Linked DNA regions of Homo sapiens: region 2 is linked to region 1. Evidence: chromatin loops called from intact Hi-C (ENCODE). Cell type or tissue: heart left ventricle. All regions are shown on one strand. Each heading gives the region's core, and the rest is flanking DNA. Links, peaks and the distances in the headings are about the cores only. Region 1 overlaps AP1G1 (adaptor related protein complex 1 subunit gamma 1). Region 2 overlaps ZNF19 (zinc finger protein 19).

The links. Hi-C counts contacts between places; a loop is a spot of excess contacts. Peaks named below come from ENCODE experiments on the same cell type or tissue, not always from the same donor. Only the 100,000 strongest peaks of a DNase experiment are listed, where the experiment ranks them.
Region 2: it touches region 1 in a loop (4-fold over the local background); 2 of 110 quality-filtered maps call a loop at or near these places.

Annotation. Positions count from the first base shown.
Region 1 is chr16:71,741,231-71,751,598 of GRCh38, reverse strand. AP1G1 (adaptor related protein complex 1 subunit gamma 1) reads left to right here. Exons shown (of 23, transcript NM_001128.6): 14 at 1,267-1,389; 15 at 1,616-1,705; 16 at 3,221-3,348; 17 at 4,907-5,011; 18 at 5,985-6,126; 19 at 6,329-6,455. Among named protein-coding and RNA genes, the nearest start is that of SNORD71, 12 kb to the left of the region's middle. In heart left ventricle, for the core only: CTCF peaks have their summits at 4,770 and 4,970 (motif pointing right); no DNase peak of the experiment used is centred there.
Region 2 is chr16:71,473,417-71,483,784 of GRCh38, reverse strand. It overlaps ZNF19 (zinc finger protein 19), which reads left to right. Exons shown (of 6, transcript NM_006961.4): 3 at 1,642-1,703; 4 at 4,780-4,906; 5 at 5,444-5,557; 6 at 7,513-10,202. The coding sequence starts at 1,671. The coding sequence ends at 8,615. Among named protein-coding and RNA genes, the nearest start is that of ZNF19, 11 kb to the left of the region's middle. RefSeq lists enhancers at 7,112-7,231, 8,648-9,847. In heart left ventricle, for the core only: a CTCF peak has its summit at 4,224 (motif pointing left); no DNase peak of the experiment used is centred there.

The DNA.
Region 1 (10,368 bases), core at 941-8,940:
TTACCTGCTTTTTAGCTTCTCACCTTTCCTTCTGATCATTTTCCCAGAATTCTTCCTCTGTCTTTGTGTTTCTTAACAGGAGTGACCTGATAAAACCCTGATCACCTGGCTGTTTTTTTTTTTTTTTCTTTTTTTTCCTTTCCAAAATACACATGGTTAGGACTGGTCTCAGTCTTACAAATTAAATCTATTGTTCTATTTAGGAATGGGAGATTGACCAAGGTTGGGTGATAAAGTTTTAAACCTTTACATTATTATTATTATTATTATTATTGTTGGTAGTGATGGAGTCTTGCTGTGTGGCCCAGGCTTGTGTCAAACTCCTGGCCTCAAGCAGTCATCTTGCTTCAGCCATCCAAAGTGCTGCGATTACAGGTGTGAGCCACTGTGTCCAGCCTTCCTTTTTTAATTTGGACAAAGAGAAATTTTTTTTTTTTTTTTTTTGAGACGGAGTCTCAGTCTGTTGCTCAGGCTGGAGTGCAGTGGCGCAAACTCGGCTCACTGCAAGCTCGGCCTCCTGGGTTCACGCCATTCTGCTGTCTCAGCCTCCTGAGTAGCTGGGACTACAAGCACCCACCACATGCCCGGCTAATTTTTTGTATTTTTAGTAGAGACGGGGTTTCATCGTGTTAGCCAGGATGGTCTCGATCTCCTGACCTTGTGATCCACCCGCCTTGGCCTCCCAAAGTGCTGGGATTACAGGCGTGAGCCACCACACCCGGCCTTTGGACAAAGAGAAAATTTTTAAAAATAAAATAAAATTTAAAAATGTAACATATTTAAATAAGACTTTGAAGTTTGAGCTGTTATGAACCTGAGAATTGGAACCAAATTTATCTTTGAGGGTGTTTTCTGGTATTCTTCTTTTAAAAACAATAGTAATGGCTGGGCGCAGTGGCACACGCCTGTAATCCCAGCACTTTGAGAGGCCGAGGCAGGTGGATCATCTGAGGTCAGGAGTTCGAGACCACCCTGACCAACATGGTGAAACCCCATCTCTACTAAAAATAGAAAAAATTAGCCAGGTGTGGTGGCATGTACCTGTAGTCCCAGCTACTTGGGAGGCTGAGGCATGAGAATCGCTTGAACCTGGGAGGTGGAGGTTGCAGTGAGCCAAGATCGCGCTATCGCACTCCAGCCTGGGTGACAGAGCGAGACTCTGTCTCAAAAAAAGAAAGGAAAAAACACACAGTAATAATAATAGCTAACACTTGTTATCATCATTTCTGTGTGTTTCTAGGGGTAATTGTCTGCATTTCCTTTTAGGCAGGAAGTTATGTTCGTGATGATGCAGTCCCCAATTTAATCCAGTTAATAACTAATAGTGTGGAGATGCATGCCTATACTGTCCAGCGCCTGTACAAAGCAATTCTTGGTGATTATTCTCAAGTAAGTACTTCATTCAACTATTTTAGGGGGTAATTTTACCCTCAATTTTTCTGGTATGTTTTTCTTCTTTTTTTTCCCCCCTCCTCTCTCCCCTTTGGTATGTCTTTATTTCTAACACTCTAGATATGCACAGTTTTGATCTTTATTATGAGATGACCTATGATTTGCATTAAATAACTTTGGAAAAATTGAAGTTCTTGAGAAACGTTGACTTTTCTTTTCACAGCAACCTTTGGTACAAGTGGCTGCATGGTGTATAGGTGAATATGGTGATCTTCTTGTATCTGGCCAGTGTGAAGAGGAAGAGCCTATTCAGGTACTCCTTGTCACTCTTGGTTAAGTGGGGGAAAATAGTGGTTTTGGTTATAGGAGAGTAGTGTTTAATGGGGAGTTGAGGTTGATTCCTTGAAAACTTTTTAGGCCAGGCGTGGTGGCTCATGCCTATAATCCCAGCGCTTTGGGAGGCTGAGATGGGAGCATCGCTTGAGCCCAGGAGTTTGAGACCAGCCTGGGCAACATGGTGAAACTCTGTCTCTACAAAAGACACAAATATTAGACAGGTATGATGGTGTCTAGTCCCAGCTACTCAGGAGTGAGACCCTGTCTCAAAAAAATTTAAAAAATACCCAACTTTTTAAAGAAGCAAACGCGAATTATATTGGAAAACCTGCCATTTTTTGAGATGGAACTTATTGAGCCATTGTGAGGTTTTTTGTTTTTTTTTTTTTAATAGAGTCTCACTCTGTCACCCAAGCTGGAGTGCCATGGTGGGATCACAATTCACTGCAGCCTTGATCTCCTGGGTTTCAAGCGATCTTCCCACCTCAGCCTCCTGAGTAGCTGGGACTATAGGCAGGCACCACCCTGGCTAGTTTATTCTACTTTTTTTTTGTAGAGACAGGGTTTCACCGTGTTGCCCAGGCTGGTCTTGAACTTCTGGACTCAAGCAATCTGCCTGCCTTGGCCTCTCAAAGTGTTGGGATTAACAGGCATTGCTGAGTGTGGTGGCTCATGCCTGTAATCCCAGCACTTTGGGAGGCCAAGGCGGGTGGATCATGAGGTCACCTGCAGGGTGGTTAGCCAGACCATCCTGGCTAACACAGTGAAACCCTATCTCTACTAAAAAGTAGAAAAAATTGGCCGGGCGTGGTGGCAGGCACCTGTAGTCCCAGCTACTCGGGAGGCTGAGGCAGGAGAATGGCGTGAACCCGGGAGGTGGAGCTTGCAGTGAGCCAAGATTGCGCCACTGCATTCCAGCCTGGGTGACAGAGCCAGACTCCGTCTCAAAACAAAAAAAACAAAAAAAAAACAAAACAGGTGTGAGCCACTTTGCCTGGCCCCATTGTGAGATTTTAAAACCACTTTAGGCCCAAGTCTCTGTCCTAGTGGACTGAATTACTGTTTCTCTTACCCTCTGGCTGGTAAACAAGAAGAAATGAGACATGTATCCATGTTCTTATTTGCACATTAAAGGACTGGCTTTAAAAGGGAAAATTGTGGCAACAACACTTGAACTCTGTATGTTTTTCTTTTCTTCTTCTGTTTCTGCCACTTGAAGCTCTAATATTGCCTCTCAGCCCCAGTGGTCATTTTTCACTCTTTTTACCCCCACCTGCTCTGGTTGATAGAACCAGAGCACTTTTTTTTACCCCCAACTACTCTGGTTGATAGAACAGCTTGGACAGTTACCCTGGCAAAGCACAGGTTGAGTTAGAGGCTTTTGTAACGGTAGGATTGTCTTTCTGGCTGCTTCCCCTGACTTGATATCAGATTTAGATGCTTAATCATGCTACTCATTCTTCATCGTCTTCTTTTTCCTCCTCCTCCTCAGGTAACAGAGGATGAAGTGTTGGATATTTTAGAAAGTGTCCTAATCTCTAATATGTCCACCTCTGTGACACGAGGTTATGCCCTCACTGCCATTATGAAGCTTTCCACTCGATTCACTTGTACTGTAAAGTGAGTATTGAAGAAACATAGGGTGAACAGGTTGTTTTGTAATTAAAAAACAAAAAAAATCCCAAAAAACTTGTTATCATGGAAAATTTCAAGCATAGACAAAAGTAGAGAGAATAATAACACAAATTTCCATTACTTATTTCTCCACAGTCACAGTGATCAATTTGTGGTTAATCTTTATTCATCAGCACTTTGTTCCCTCTCATTCTTTTACTCCCTTGTGGATTATTTTGAAGCAGAAAAGTTTAGGGGGTTTTGTTTGTTTGTTGAGACAGGGTCTCGCTCTCTTACCCAGGATGGGGTGCAGTGGCGCCATCATATTTTACTGCAACCTTGAACTCCTGGGCTTAAGGGATCTTCCTGTCTCAGCCTCCAGAGGAGCTGGGACTATAAGTGCACACCATCGTGCCTGGCTAATTTTTACATTTTTTTGTAGAGAAAGTGTTTCGTTTGTTTGCCCAGGCTGGTCTCAAACTCCTGGGCTCAAGTGATCCTCCTGCCCTGACCTCCCAAAGTGCAGGGATTACAGATGTGACCCACTCCACCTGGCCTAAAAGTTACGTTTTTAGAATGAGATTTCTAATACCTTTTTTTTTTCTTTTTAAGTTGAGAATCTACTTCCCCATATAAAGGTTTTGGTTTATTTGTATTTTATATTTCATTTTATTTTATGACAGAATCTTGCTCTGTTGCCAGGCTGGAGTGCAGTGGCATACAATCTCGGCTCACTGCAATCTCCATCTCCAGGGTTCAAGCAATTCTCCTGCCTCAGCCTCCTGAGTAGCTGGGATTACAGGCGCACACCACCATGCCTGGCTAATTTTTGTATTTTTTGGTGGAGATGGGGTTTCACCATTTTGGCCAGACTGGTCTCGAACTCCTGACCTTGTAATCTGGCCAAGGTTTTGGTTTATTATATTTTGACAAGTCTTAATAGGAATAAAATCATGAATGTTTTGGTGATTAAATCTTTTAATTCTCCTCTTTGCTTTTTTGAATAAAGTAGATTCTCAGGTCACTTTCCCACCCAAGCATATTTAAGGCCAACGTAGTTCTTGTAGTCTTTCTGCTTCACTTTTAAATGTGAAGTCTTATAAAAAATGGTATTGAATTACTTTTAAAATTCTGAACTGGAAGAATTTGGGGTCAACATTTTGAGGCTCTGACCCTTTTATAGATTAAAAATTATTTAAAAATTATCAAAGAAGAGAATGAACAGTACAAATTTCTTTTGTGGCAAAGTAATAGTTGGTACTTTTGTCTAGCAAAGTTTAGGGAGTGGCATATATATATGTGTTTTTTCCACACCATCATTGTTGCTGAATGGGGATGGCATATTTAACAGACAAAAATCTAGTGTTACAATGAGAATAGTATAATGCGAATGTCAGATAAATGGATGAAAGTAAAGTGTTTTGTTTTTGAAAAACTATATAAATTAAGAAAAAATGAGTATTTCAGTATTTTAACCAGAAAATTCTGGCTTATTAAACATTATCTCTGCTTATTTGTGAATTTTCTTTTGGGTATTTTATTTCGTTTGTCATTTTATCTATAGCCGAATTAAGAAAGTGGTTTCCATCTACGGAAGCAGCATTGATGTGGAACTCCAGCAGAGGGCAGTAGAATATAATGCACTTTTCAAGAAATATGACCACATGAGGTGAGCGAAAGAAACTAAGCAATGCGTGTATCTCTTAGCATCCTGACTAAATTGTCATGGTAATCCATAAAGAAGATTCATTCCTTGTGCTTTATTAATTGTTCCTCGTATCCCTATTTAGTTCTAATTGCTTGTCTGCTTCTGTTTTGTCCATCTTCTATTCTGCCTAGTCTCTAAAGAAATAAATTAACTCTCTTTCATTCCACCTCCAACACTTACACTTTTTTTGATATGGAAAGTTTGCTTTATTTTCTATTTTATTTAGTTAAGAAGTGGGAGGCCGGGCGTGGTGGCTCACGCCTGTAATCCCAGCACTTTGGGAGGCCGAGGCGGGCAGATCACGAGGTCAAGAGATCGAGACCATCCTGGCCAACATGGTGAAACCCCGTCTCTACTAAAAATACAAAAAAATTAGTTGGGCATGGTGGCGCATGCCTGTATTCCCAGCTACTCGAGAGGCTGAAGCAGGAGAATCATTTGAACCTGGGAGGCGGATGTTTCAGTGAGCCAAGATCATGCCACTGCACTCCAGCCTGGCGACAGAGCAAGACTCTGTCTCAAAAAAAAAAGAAGTGGGAGTTGTATTTTTTCAAGACAAATAATCTCATTCAAATTCTTTTACTGTTAACATTCTAGTGTTTGGGTCATCTTTTATTCTTCTATTATACAGTATCTTCTTGACTGTTAATACCTATGGATTTACCTTTCTTTCATCTCAGTCTCTCTACCACTGAAATATATGCTTTGGGATTTAGCTGGGCAGTCTGTTTATTCAAGATTTTTTTGTCTGCCCTTAATCCAGCCAGGAATTTAGGTCATGTATTCTTGTAATCTACCTTCTATTTTAGTGTGTGTGTTGGATGGGGAGGGGAGATAGATCTCCATGCTTGGGCTCAACATAGTTAATGGTGATTATTTTGGGTAGGGAATCTAGGTTAACTGCCTAGAATTTAACCACTTCAGATTCTTCTAGGTCTGCCCTACTTGAGAGAATGCCTGTCATGGAAAAAGTGACCACAAATGGCCCTACTGAGATTGTGCAGACAAATGGAGAGACAGAACCAGCTCCACTAGAGACCAAACCGCCACCCTCTGGGCCACAGCCCACCAGCCAGGTAGCCAGCCTTTCACTTGCTCATCTGGGGCTTCTTACGATTTTATAGTCCCTTACAGCTTGTCTCTTAGCTGAGTCCCTTTAATGTTCCTGGGTTGGTTGATGATTTCCTTCCTTATTTTTACATATTGAAAGAGCTTTGCATTAGATGTATACTAGACAAATCAAATAATAATGAATTGAGGTGTTGTTACCTTGTTTAGGCCAATGATTTATTGGATTTGTTGGGAGGAAATGACATAACACCTGTTATTCCAACTGCGCCTACAAGCAAACCATCTTCTGCTGGTGGAGAACTTCTTGATTTGCTGGGAGACATCAACCTTACAGGTGAGGCAGTCTGGAGCTATTTAATACCTGGGAAAAGATAGAGGCCTCAGGGAAAAACTAAACTGAACCCAGACTTTCCAGCACGTGAATCATTTGAAGATGGGAGAGGCTAAATCAGAAGCAAGAGTCAAATCTTCACAATATCCGGGTTATATGTTGTATACTAATAATGCTCTAAAGATAATTTATACGGATTTCTTAAAGGCAAACTCCTAATTTTGGGTGAATAAATTATTCATAGTGTTTTAAGATAGAAACTACTTTTCCTGGCTGGGCGCAGTGGCTCATGCCTGTAATCCCAGCACTTTGGGAGGCAGAGGCAGGTGGATCACCTGAGGTCAGGAGTTCTAGACCAGCCTGGCCAACATGGTGAAACGCCATCTCTACTAAAAATACAACAATTAGCCGGGTGAAGTGGTGCATGCCTATAATCCCAGCTACTCCGGAGGCTGAGGCAGGAGAATCGCTTGAACCTGAGAGACGGAGGTTGCAGTGAGCCGAGATCGCGCCAGTGTGTACTGCAGCCTGGGTGACAGAGCAAGACTCTGTCTCCAAAAAAAAAAAAAAAAAAACACACTTTCTCTTTCAAGCTCAAAAAATATATCCCGTATCACCTTTGCTTTTAGTGTCCCAAGACATGACTTCTTCTTGGTTCCTTCCCACTAATGGTTAGTTTTCAGTAGCTGTGGCCATTTGTGGAGAGATGTTAACCTGCTACTTACCTCTTCCCTTTCACACTTTCTGTAATTAAAGCAACTGAAGGGCAATCACTCATAATATTCAAACATAACTTTTCATTTGGGAATATTTTTTCTTCTGTTCATATATACCAGTCATTTGTAATTGACATGTTCAGCAATATGATAAACCCGAGTCCAATACAACTTTTATTTTTATTTTGAGATGGAGTCTTGCTCTGTTGCACAGGCTGGAGTGCAGTGGCACGATCTCGACTCACTGCAACCTCCGCCTCCCGGGTTCAAGCGATTCTTCTGCCTCAGCCTCCTGAGTAGCTGGGATCACAGGCACGCACCACCATGCCCTGGCTAATTTTCGTATTTTTAGTAGAGATGGGGTTTCTCCATGTTCGTCAGGCTGGTCCTGAACTCCTGACCTCATGATCCCCCTGCCTCGGCCTCCCAAAGTGCTGGGATTACAGGCGTGAGCCACTTCGCCTGGCCTTTTTTTTTTTTTTTTTGAGACAGAGTCTCACTCTGTCACCCAGGCTGGAGTGCAGTAGCATGATCTCGGCTCACTGCAGCCTCTGCAACCTGGGTTCAAGCAGGTCTCCTGCCTCAGCCTCCTGAATAGCTGGGATTACAGGCGCCTGCTACTGCGCCTGGCTAATTTTTGTAGTTTTAGGAGAGACAGGGTTTCACCATGTAGGCCAGGTTGGTCCCGACCTCGTGATCCACCCACCTCAGCCTCCCAAAGTGCTGGGATTACAGGTGTGAGCCACCACGCCTGGCCTACAACTTCTATCCTAAATTTCAGTGTAAAGTATAGCTGAAAGGTTAAAGTGTCTTTTTTTTTTTTTTTTTGAGACAGAGTCTCACTCTGTCAGCCAGGCTGGAGTGCAGTGGGATTATCTCGGCTCACTTCAACCTCTGCCTCCTGCGTTCAAGTGAGCCTCCTGCCTCAGCCTCCTGAGTAGCTGGGATTATAGGCGAATGCCACCATGCCCGGCTAATTTTTTGTATTTTTAGTAGAGACGGGGTTTTGCTGTCTTCTTTAAGAGGATAATGAAGAGTTAAAGCACACATGACCTTGAGTAAAAAATAGACATAGGATAACAAGTTGGATGGTTAGCTAAGCTCATTCCCACAGGCTGATTTTTTTTTTTCCTAATACAGTGGAGTCACAGAGTATAGGATTTATGTCTGTGTCTTAACAAAATTTCAAAATGTTACTTGTCATGTACTTATGAATCATTTACAAATGGTCAATTTCAAATCCTCAAATGTCAAAGCTGTACTGGATAACCGGCAAAGAAAAAACAACCCCACAGTTAAACCATAGCATATACTTCACCTAATATGTTAGTATTTCCATGTTAATATATATAGCCTTCATAATTATAATTTTAGGTGACTAATACTTTATCAACAAATTTGCTCTGTTTACTCAGTTCGTTAGTATTGGGTAGTTTGGCTTTTTTTTTTGGTTTTTTTGAAACGGAATCTTGCTTTGTTGCCCGGGCTGGAGTGCAACAGCACGATCTCGGCTCACTGCAACCTCTGCCTCCCGGGTTCAAGTGATTCTCCTGCCTCAGCCTCCCGAGTAGCTGGGATTTATAGGCACGTGCCACCATGCCCAGCTAATTTTTGTATTTTTTTATTAGAGATGGGGTTTCACCATGTTGGCCAGGCTGGTCTTGAACTCCTGACCTCAAATGATCCTCCCGCCTTGGCCTCCCAAAGTGCTGGGATTACAGGCATGAGTCACCGCACCCAGCCAGTATGGGGTATTTTGTTTCTAGATTTTTCTTACCTAGCGGCCTCAACAAATATTACATCAATTTGTTCTTATTTTAGATTAATTTGTTAGACTAAGTGACTTAGTCTTTCTGAATCTGGTTAAAATTAGGATGATTAATACTTACTCCATAAGATATTTGTGAGGCCCATTGACCTATTCAGTGCATGATACATAGTAGGCACTTGGTAAATATTATTTACCTTTTCCTCAATTTATATGTTTAACCGCACAGTCATAAGCATTGTATATTATCATTTTAAAAAGCCCTATTGGGTGAAAATTTGGTCCTATTATATTTTATTTTTATTATTATTTTTTAAATTTTGTAGCCCTCTGCCAGGCTTGGTCAGCAGAGAGAGGCCCTATTATTTTTTGATCACAGAGAATGTTTAATATTTATTCACATATTTGTATTATAGATGAGGTTCCTTTCTGAACATTCCTGTATCCTTAGCTCATTTATTGTGGAGTCTTTTCTTTTTGTTCCTACTGTCTTGTTTTCCTAGTGTTATATGTTAAAGCAAAATGATAAAATGTTAAAAAGTCTGGGTTTTCTTGCCTTATTCATAATGTGTTTTAAAGATGTTTTTCCACTTTTTACATTAAGTTTTAAAATTTTGAATTCTAGATTTCTTAATTTATCATTACAGTTTTACCCCATTATATAGAAATTTAAGTCAGTAGAAATTCAGAATAGATTTAACATGTGTTTTTAAAGGGTTTGGAGCAGTAAGTTTCTGCTCTTCTCCTAAACTACCTTGCTATACTTTTACAGGACAAAGAAAAGTGAAAATTTGAGGGAGTTGGGGACCTATATGCTGCCTGTATCTTGAGTAGCCTCTGATTTTCCATGAGAACACATTTCTAAAATTGTTTTGAAAATGGGAATTGGGGGAAATTTTCTCGATTTGATTTTTTAGACTAGGAGAACTGTATGAATATTTCTTTGTCTGCTTCATTGATAATCTGCTGGACTGCACAAATGGTGTTTGCATTTATTTTAGCTTCTCGTGCTTGCTTAGCCATCCGTATTTCTATTCTCTTTGCTAATTTTTAATATGTCATTTACTTGTTTTTGTTTTTGAGATGGTGTCTTGCTCTGTCACCCAGGCTGGAGTGCAATGGTGTGATCTTGGCTCACTGCAACCTTTGCCTCCCAGATTCAAGCGATTCTCCTGCCTCAGCCTCCCGAGTGGCTGGGACTATAGGCGCGTGCCACCACACCCGGCTAATTTTTGTATTTTTAGTAGAGATAGGGTTTCGCTGTGTTGGCCAGGCTGGTCTCAAACTCCTGACCTCAGGTGATCCACCCGCCTCGACCTCCCAAAGTGCTGGGATTACAGGCATGAGCCATCGCGCCCAGCCTGTCATTTACTTTTCTAGTATTCTTTAGTATCTTTTTTCCCCCTCATTCTTGCTGTCAATTTCTTAAAAA
Region 2 (10,368 bases), core at 941-8,940, 270 kb after region 1:
TTGTGTGTCACACGTGGCCTTGCATGAAATATGTATGAGATAAATATTTGTTGAATGAAGAAAGCACAAATCAATATATAATTTCAAACTGGATTAAGTGGTATATAGGAAAAGGAGTACGGTGCGAGTGGAGTGTTTAACAGAGACACCTGACCTGGTCTGTAGAGCGATCATGATCTGAAGGTGAAGGGTGGATAGATTACTGGAGAGAATGGCGGCTAGATTACTGGAGAGAATGGCAGGCAGAGAATCTCAGTTGTAATGGTTCTGAGATTGGAGAAGAGTAGTTCATACAGAAGAAACAGCAGGTATGAAGGTCCTGAGTTAGCACAGAGGAAACTGAAAGAAGGCCATTGTAGCTAAACTAAGAGAAAAGAGGGTGGCGGCACAAGATGAGGCTCGCAGAAAACAGCATCATGCATTAAGTCCCTGTAGGGAAGATGCTGGCTTTTTATAGAATATTGCTGTTTAACTAGAATACAAAGTGTCTGTAAGAGATGATATAGTTAAAACAATAACCCAGATGTTTTAGTGTGTTGAGTTGGCCCTTCAGGGTCCTTTGGTAATCAGTTTCTGGTTTTCATGGCCCTTGAGTGGGGCAATGAACAAAAAAGATGCCTGCTCCAGGTCCAAGTAAAGGAAGACTTGCTCTGAGATTTTTTTCCTGAGTTTTCTTGGCCATTCTTGTCTATTATTTTATGTTAACCTTAAAATCATTTTGCCAGTTCTAAAAGCATTCCTGTTAGGATTACTATTGGAAAGAATTTAGTGTAGTTATTAAAAGCAGGAGGCGGTGCCTCACGCCTGTAATCCCATCACTTTGGGAGGCCGAGGTGGGTGGATCGCTAGAGGCCAGTAGTTTGAGGACTAGTCTGGGCAATATGATGAAACCCTGTCTCTACTAAAATTACAAAAATGAGCCAGGTGTGGTGGCACATGCCTGTAATCCCAGTTACTTGAGAGGCTGAGGCAGGAGAATTGCTTGAACCTGGGAGGCCGTGGTTACAGTCAGCTGAGATCACGCCATTGCACTCCAGCCCAGGTGACAGTGAGATTCTTGTCTCAACAAACAAACAAACAGACAAAAACATGACCTTTGAAGCCTGGCAGATCTAGTGTGGGATCCGAGTTCATCCATTCACCAGCTGAGTGATCTTGGTAGAAGAAATTATTCTCTTAGCCTTGTCTTCTCATTTGGGAAAAATTAAAGGTTCAAAAGATTGTTGTGAGGACTAAATAAGAGAATATGTATTTTTCATCCAAAAGCATGATACTTGCTATTTTTAACCTTTTATATTCTCAGTCAAATTTATTTTTAAAAATAAAGGTCTGAGATTCTTCTTGTTAGGTTTCGCTCTGAGTTTATTGGTGTCTTTTGCTTGTTTTGCTCTTCATTTAGCTTGGTGTTGGTGAGGACAGGCTCTGGTGTCCTAGGACAAGTTACTTATTCTTTCAAAATCTGTTTCCTCAGAATTACAAACCTCATGGTATGATGTGGATTAAAAAGTACATATTTATGCACCACTAACCCAGTGAGCATTTAGTAAGTGAATGCTGCTTGCTATTGGCAAATTTATTGCTCTAAAGAGAGCATTTTACTGGGCTGAGCTCACTGTTGGTTCTCTCTGTTTCTTCCCTCAGCCTTTGCCTGCTAAGAGGGAGACCAGGTCATGGCAGCCATGCCTCTGAAAGCTCAATACCAGGTGAGCTGTGGATCCCTGAGGTCAGCTCTATGGAGGTCTGAGTTGAAGGAAATGAGGTGGATAAAGGTGATTCTGGCAAGTCTTAGAGCCAAAGCAGTAGGAAAACCCCTGCTGATTCCCTCCAGTAGGACTGGGTGCTGGGGAAAGAGCTAGGGGCAGTGAAGATGGAAACAGGAGAGAGTGATCTGGAAAGCTGAAGTACAGCCTCCTGAATACTGAGAATCTCTCCTGGGCCAGAGGATCCCCAGGTTCAGTAGCTGTCCCTCTGCAGAGGGAATTGTGAGAACGAGGGACTCAGGCTGGTGATGTAGGGATCCAGGATAGGATGGAAGTGACTAAGATCAGCAAGGGCACAAGGTTTTTGGGAAGTAGCAGCAGAGGGACAGCAGGAAGAAGACAAGAAAGAGGGGGCCTATCTAATTTGTCCTCCAAAAGAAAGGAGGAAGTTTGGGCTTCAGAATCAGGAAACATATGTCCTTGAGGTCAGTACTGCTGGCGAAGTGAGGCAATGGGCTGTGATAGGAAAAGTCTACACTCCCAACAGGACACCTGAAGTTAGGGATCTGTTAGGCCTCAGTGGCATCATAGCCTTGAGCCAGTCACATAATTGCTTTGCATCTTAACTGGATTCATTTGTAAGGTGAACATAAGTACCTTACATTTTTGGGACAGAGAATTGATTTCTTGAATTACATTTCACTTTTTGAGACGGAGTTGCTGCTTTGTCATTTCTTTTCTCCTGGCACTTATTTATCCAGTAACTTAGTATCCATGAACCATATCCCAAATCATAATCTCATATTTCTCACATCCTTCAGTTTTCTCTACCTGACTGTGTCACTGATATATCAGCTTCCTTGGAGCTCCCACCCTCTTCTGGTTTTTCCACAAGTGTCTGACATCACACTATATTGCAGTCCTGATCACTCAGTTTCTAAATTGCTGTGTAATTGTTGACTATGTTCTCCCCTGATACCATTTCCAGAGAGACACAAAGTCTTGTTGTTTTTCCTTCTCTCTCTGCCACTTGTGCCATCTTTCAGATTACATTTAGAGTTTGTTGTTCCTTCTCTGGAATTTTGTTTGCAGCGCTTCCCGGATAGATTCTCTGTGTATAGTTGTGCACCTTTCCATCACTTTGTCACCTAATACAGCTCAGTTTCCTGAGTTTGGATTTTATCCTCCAATCCAGGGTTCTCAGACTTCAGTGTACATCAGAATTACCTGGAGGGCTCACTGAAGTATGGACTTCTCTCAGAGTGGGGCCCAAGAATTTGCCTAACAAATTCCCAAGTGTTGCATCCGCTACTGGTGGTGGTCTGGAGACCACACTCTGAATACCACTGCTCTAGTTAGTGGTGATTCATTCAAGAGGTTCATTCAGGAGTTGATGAAGTCAGGTTGTCAGCTGGGCAGAGGATAGATTCAGTGTGGGACAAGACTGGAAGTAGAGCTAAAGTGTCCCCAGCTGTTGACCTAGTTTACTGATTGTACCACAGTGAAGAAGAGTCAGATTCCAGAAATAACGTAGGTAATAAAATTGGCAGGACTTGAGTATTAACTGTCAGCAATGAGTGATGATGGGGGTTAGAATGTCTAGGATTAATCTGAAGTTCTAGCATTAGAGACTGGGTTGAAATTGGTGTTATCAACAGAGAGGGAAAAATATTGTCACACTGCCACTTAGTTTATATAAATTAGAAAGGAAGCCATTTTGGGGAAGATGAGTTTGGGGTTGCTTGGTGAGTCAGTGTGTTGGGTCATCCAGAGAGTCTGAGGCAGTGCTGGGATGAGGGGGATGTGGATATGTGCAAAATCAGTTGAGGCATTGGAAGGTCGGAGTGTATTCCCTGAGCACTCCGGTAACGAAGTTCAATACCAACATCTGAGGAGTGAATAGAGGCTCTAAACCAGATGCCAGAACTTTGTGGAAAGGTAGAGTTGAGGCCAGCAGGGAGGGAGAAGGGTGTCTGTTGAAAAAGCATGAGGGGCTGGGCATGGTGGCTCATTCCCGTAATCCCAGCACTTTGGGAGGCCGAGGCAGACGGATCTCTTGAGTCCAGGAGTTTGAGACCAGCCTGGGGAACGTGGCAAAACCTTGTCTCTACAGAAAATACAAAGATTAGCCTGGCATGGTGGTGTGCACCTATAGTCCCAGCTACTCAAGAGTCTGAGGCGGGAGGATCACCTGAGCTGGGAGGTCGAGGCTGCAGTGAGCTGAGATTGTGCCACTGCACTCCAACCTGGGTGACAGAGCAAGACACTGTCAAAAACAGAAAAAAAAGAGAAAAAGAACCAAAACCGAAAGAAAGAAAGAAAAAAAAACCCAAGAAGCATGAGGCTTGGTTGGCAGAAGCTATTACAGATTGTCTTGGAGCTATAAAGATAAGGAGCTAAAAGAGCTACCCAGCAGCAGCAATTTAATTCTAGAAGCATGGTTTTCTAGGAAAAGCCATCAAGGAGCAGAGTGGATTGTGCCAGGAGACTCTGAGCTCCCTCTACAGGATGCTCTTGAGCACAGGCAGCCCAGTCCTTTATACAAGAATCGAATGGGAGTCGGATGAGATAGGCCCATCAGTGCAAACCATGACTCTGTGCTTGTTTCATGGGCATAAGGTTTGGGGCAGGGTGAACACATGTGGGGAACAGATAGATTGGCTGAGAATAGGGAGTACCTAATAGGAATAGGTGGGTCCTGAGATACCATTTGAAGCAAATTGTCCACCTGTAGGTACAAAAGTAAAAGACTGAAAATATTTACTAAATCAAAGAGATTTTTGCCCTAGGAAGGTTAACTAATAAGAGACTTTTTTTCCTAGGGTTTAAAAAATGTTAAATCACATTTTATGACAGTCAATTTTATATCCTAATGGAATCTCTTCTGGTAGTGAGAGAAGTTCCAGATTTTTCGTTGTAAAAATAGTCATATAATGGTCTAATATCCAGTTCTGTCACATTTTCTCATTACCTATCCCTCACAGGACTTTCCCTCAAGTCCCTACCTGTCCCCTCTGCCCCACACTCTGGCCCGGAGCCAGAGGATTGGCTCTGGGGCAGCAGGAACCTGTTGTTTTAGGAGATGGTGACCTTCGAGGATGTGGCTGTGCACTTCACCAAGACAGAATGGACTGGCCTTTCTCCTGCCCAGAGGGCCCTGTACAGAAGTGTGATGTTGGAGAATTTTGGGAACCTGACTGCTTTGGGTAAGGCCATTTTCCTCCTAGGACTCAGATCTGTACTTTTCCAGTTTCCTTCCTTCTTTTACAGCCTGGGGGGAGGAGTGTGGAGTGGAGAGGAGAGGTTGTCTCTTGTGTCCTCCACTGAGTGACTGCAGAGCTGAGGCTCAGTGACCAACTTCAAAGATTGCTGGGTAGGGAGAGGTCTTGGGTCACTTTGGTCTCCCAATGAAGGGAATTACTGTCCCCTGGTAAGAGTATGTTCCATCTTCCAAGAGGCTCTGCACAGTAAGGAATAAGTAGTAGTTGTTGTCTGGGGAAGGGCATGTCCCCTTCCCTGTGTTTGCTCATGCCTTGTGGATCTCACTGACTTACTTATCCTTGAGTGTTTTTTTTAGGAAGAAGTCACAAATGCTCAGTTTCCTGTTGATCGGAATCTCTTTGGCCTTCTCCAGTCGAGAACCCTCTTCTGTGGGTCTTATTCTTACTGAGACTCCTGGGGTTTTCCTTCTTTTGACACAGCAGATACAGGGCTGAAAAGTACCATTTTCTTCCTGTTTTCAGGGTACCCAGTTCCCAAACCTGCACTGATCTCACTTTTGGAGAGAGGGGACATGGCTTGGGGCCTGGAAGCACAGGATGATCCCCCAGCAGAGAGGACCAAAAACGTCTGTAAAGGTAGGTGAGGCAGATTTAGAACCAACAATTGTAGCGTTTTATGGAGCACTGTATTTTAAAATGAATCATGCTGGGCAGGATTTAAATAAAATAGATGATTTCACCTAATAGGTAAAATATGAAACGTTTCTCACCAATCTTAACTCTTACCAACATGTAATCACTCAGTACGTCTCATCTGCAATCCTTGAATCCATTGTTCCTTTCTGAGTTTCAACATTGCCTACCTTAGTTGTCCTCCTTGGTTGGGATGGATTTATTCAGGAGCAGTTTTTGAGCAACTTGCCATGTGCTGAACGTTGTTTAAGAAGTTCTGGCAGGTACAAGTTATGGAGACAGATGTAAAAAGCGAAAAAGAAAAGTATTAAGTGCTGTTGGGAGTGGGACGGAGAATGTGAAGGTAAAATGGGCCAGATCTTCCCAAAAGTTGGCCATAAATGGGGAGAGCTGAGTCAGATAACACTAGGAAGTCATGGCATGGGAGGAGCTTTTTGAATTCATAGGAATTCAGAGCTGAGCACAGGGCGTGAGGTGCCTTTAGAATAGGCAAGTGGATGGCTAGAGCAGGCCATTGAGAAGGTGGGTGGAGAGTCTGAGATAAAAGGCAGGTCTGAAACAGTACTCTAACACAGCTGGGTTGAAACGATCCCCAGGAAGAAAAAATGAAGGCTGAATCTTAACCATTAAGGGATATTTAATTTCAGTGAGAGAAGGAAGAGAAAGTAGACAGTCAAATAGATGGGGGCCACCAAGAGCAAACAGTGAAATTGAAGGCAGAGGCAGGAGTTTCAGTGCAGGTGGTTTGCAGAGAGCAAATACGTGGAAAATAATGAAGCTAGCACAGCACTTCAGCCTCTTATTCTAAGAATCTGAAAAAGAATCATCAAGACAATTGAGAACCTGTTGGTTTGTTCTCACACGCTTCCTCTGTCTGGTGATTATTCTTTTTCAGACTCTTGGTTACCTTGTTTACTTCAATCTCAGATTACTCTCCTCTGAACATTCTCCTTCGGAGTTCCCTTACTCCTTTAACTCACACTCATAGGATGAACTTGATTAACCATCACATGAGTCCCAGGTAACCCACATTAATGTTAAAACCAAGCCCATCATTTCATATAAAATGGATTGACTTTAACTCATTTAAAATGTCATCCAATCTTTTGGAACACAAATGCCATTTTATGGGCTGTTTGTCTCCTTTTTGCTGATAGGAGAAAGAATACTCTCAGTCTGGGTGTGTCTAAGTAAACTGTTCATCCCTTTTCAAATAGAGAGTCTAGGACAGTAGTTTCTCTGCATGTTTGAGGTTCAGCAGTTTTAGGGCGTTTCCTCATCGTCTATAGTCCATGTGTGGTTCTGCAGTTAAGAACCTCTGAACTAGGTAATCTTACAACATATTGGGAATAATACTCTCTAAGCACTTCTGTGATTTTCTTTCTCTCTGTCTTGCCACAACCCAGTGTCTGTAATGTTCAGTGTCTTAAGTCTTTTGGGACATCTGCAGGGTATGAGTTTTTAAAAAGAACAACAATTCATCCTTTGCCTTTGCTTTCTGATACTGTTCTGTTTCACTTTCTGATTCTAAGTCTTGCCAGCCCCGATGTCACTACTTGTTCTTAAGACCTGTGCCTTCTTTGGCATTTTGTAGGCTGTAAGTAGCATCAATTCAAAAGATACTAGCTCATGCCAGGGATGACCAGACATCATTCAAATATTAGAGTAGAAAAGCTTAGGAAGCAGTCTCGTGTGTTGTGTCCACTGATACCCTGTTCCACCTCAATGTTCTCTGCCTGTGTGATATTTGGCACTTTCACTTTAACAGCCTTTTCTTCCCAGCATGCTGATGTGAAAGTTGAAATGATCTCTTTTAAAGCCTTATCATTTTCAATGCTCTATTATTTCTAGTATAGTTCTCAGGTGGCATTATTTGTGTTTTCTATCTCTTATGTCAGATGTTGAGACCAACATTGACAGTGAGTCCACATTAATCCAGGGAATTTCTGAAGAAAGAGATGGGATGATGTCACATGGTCAGCTGAAGAGTGTCCCTCAGAGAACTGACTTCCCAGAAACACGTAATGTGGAAAAGCACCAGGACATCCCCACAGTGAAAAATATCCAAGGAAAGGTTCCAAGAATCCCCTGTGCAAGGAAACCTTTCATATGTGAGGAGTGTGGGAAATCCTTCAGCTACTTTTCTTACTATGCTAGACACCAGAGAATCCACACTGGGGAGAAACCTTTTGAGTGTAGTGAGTGTGGAAAAGCCTTTAATGGTAATTCTTCGTTAATTCGGCACCAGAGGATTCACACTGGAGAGAGACCCTATCAGTGTGAGGAGTGTGGGCGAGCCTTTAATGATAATGCAAATCTGATCAGGCATCAGAGAATCCACAGTGGGGACAGACCCTATTACTGTACAGAGTGTGGGAATAGTTTCACGAGTAGTTCCGAGTTTGTTATACATCAGAGAATCCACACTGGGGAGAAACCCTATGAGTGTAATGAGTGTGGCAAAGCTTTTGTTGGTAATTCACCCCTACTTCGGCATCAGAAAATCCACACTGGAGAGAAACCCTATGAGTGTAATGAGTGTGGCAAAAGCTTTGGAAGGACTTCCCATCTAAGCCAACATCAGCGTATTCACACAGGGGAAAAGCCTTATTCTTGTAAAGTATGTGGACAAGCCTTCAATTTTCATACAAAACTAACTCGGCACCAGAGAATTCACAGTGAGGAGAAACCCTTTGACTGTGTAGATTGTGGAAAAGCCTTCAGTGCTCAGGAACAATTAAAAAGGCATCTGAGAATTCATACTCAGGAGTCTTCCTATGTATGTGATGAGTGTGGAAAAGCCTTGACTAGCAAAAGAAATCTTCATCAGCATCAAAGAATCCATACTGGAGAGAAACCCTATGAGTGTAGCAAGTATGAGAAGGCCTTTGGGACTTCTTCCCAGCTAGGTCACCTTGAGCATGTCTACTCTGGAGAGAAGCCTGTGCTGGACATTTGTCGTTTTGGCCTCCCAGAATTTTTTACCCCCTTTTACTGGTAATAGTACACTCCAGTGAAATGTACTGAGTGGATTCCGTCTTCTACTCAGGAATGGAATGTGTGACACAGGCCTGACTCAGCCTCTGATCCATCCCTCAAGCCACAGTTAATGATTCAGATGTCAGTAGATGACCAAAGATGGTTCAATTAGAGTCCCAGGATTGCAAGAGCTAATAGGAACAAATACTCTCCCCCCGCCCACCCCCATTGGTTTTAATGCTGAGAAGAAGAACTAGACTCTTACAGAGGTGAGAATGAAGTCCACACAGCAAAAATGCATCTGAGAATTGGAGAGCAGTAAAAGACTGAAGATAATGTTTGAACAGCCACATACACCATGCCTGAAGCTAAAAATATATACGGGTTTTTGAATTGCAGCAGCCAATAAATTCCATTTTTGTTTGGTTGGTTTTGGCTTTGGCACACCTGAGTTAGGTTTTCTTGCCTTGGAACAGAATTTTGACTTAAACAGTGTTGTCATTGTAGCAGTTGTTTGAAGTTTTCAGGGATAACATACCTGATGGAGAAATGTTTTGTGTGTATGATATATGGGAAAGTCTTTAGTTATAGTCATGGCAGCTCCTCAACCCCATGATTGTGATGAGATTGGGAAGCCCACTGTAACACTGGAGAGCCCAGGTTATATCAGACACCACTAGTAGATAGAAGTTCTAACAACTTGAGCTCTGTAACAAAAATCTCATTGTACTACAAAATTATGTCTGCACCAGTGAATCCATTCTCAAGAAAAGTCTTAACTAGGAAACTAAAAGCTTTCACTCTTAAAGCTTTCATTTTCTGTTTATTCAGTTTTTTATTTGGAATGGATGCTACTCTAGGCCTTAAACTGAGAAATGCCAGGCTATTGTAGCTATTATATCTTGGTATTTGCCATTTTAATTCCTAGGACAGCACGCCCGCTTTGCCCTTGACCTGGCTAGGGAGCCAAGGAAATGCCATGGTTCTTGGTCATAAGACACACTGCAGAGATCTCTCAGTAGGAAAACAGGGCTGGCCCTTTTCTTTGGTGATGAACACAAACTGCACCCTTTTTTTCTCCCACGTGTCCTTCCGCTGCCAGCCAGTGTTGGAATCTCCCTACCCAATTCCAGACTTAATTGCTTACTGCGTCTAGCACCTGGGTGGCTTCACCACCTCTTCCTTACTTGTCAGCAGATGAATGAGCAGTTGTATCATGTGCTTGGGTTGACCAATGAATGATAGACTTGGGGAATTGAGTAAACACCTTTTAATTGAAGTATAACACAAACATAAAAATGCATGAGTCAGCCAGGCGCGGTGGCTCACACTTGTAATCCCAGTACTTTGGGAGGCCGAGGTGGGCGATTCATCAGGTCAAGAGATCGAGACCATCCTGGCCAACATGGTGAAACCCCGTCTCTACTAAAAATACAAGAATTAGCTGGGCGTGGTGGTGCATGCCTGTAGTCCCAGCTGCTCAGGAAGCTGGGGCAGGCGAATTGCTTGAACCCGGGAGGCGGAGGTTGTAGTGAGCCGAGATTACACCACTGCACTCCAGCCTGGTGACAGAGTGAGATTCCTCAATAAAATAAAATAAAACCATGAATCATGGTTGTACAACTTGAATTTTTACAAAGAACATAGCCTTATAATCACCAAGATAAATAAATAGAACATAGGACCTTACAAGTCTCCTGTACCTTGTTAGAGTCCTTATGGAACCTCTACCCTGACTTCTATCACCAGAAATTATTTTGCCTGTTTTTGTTCTT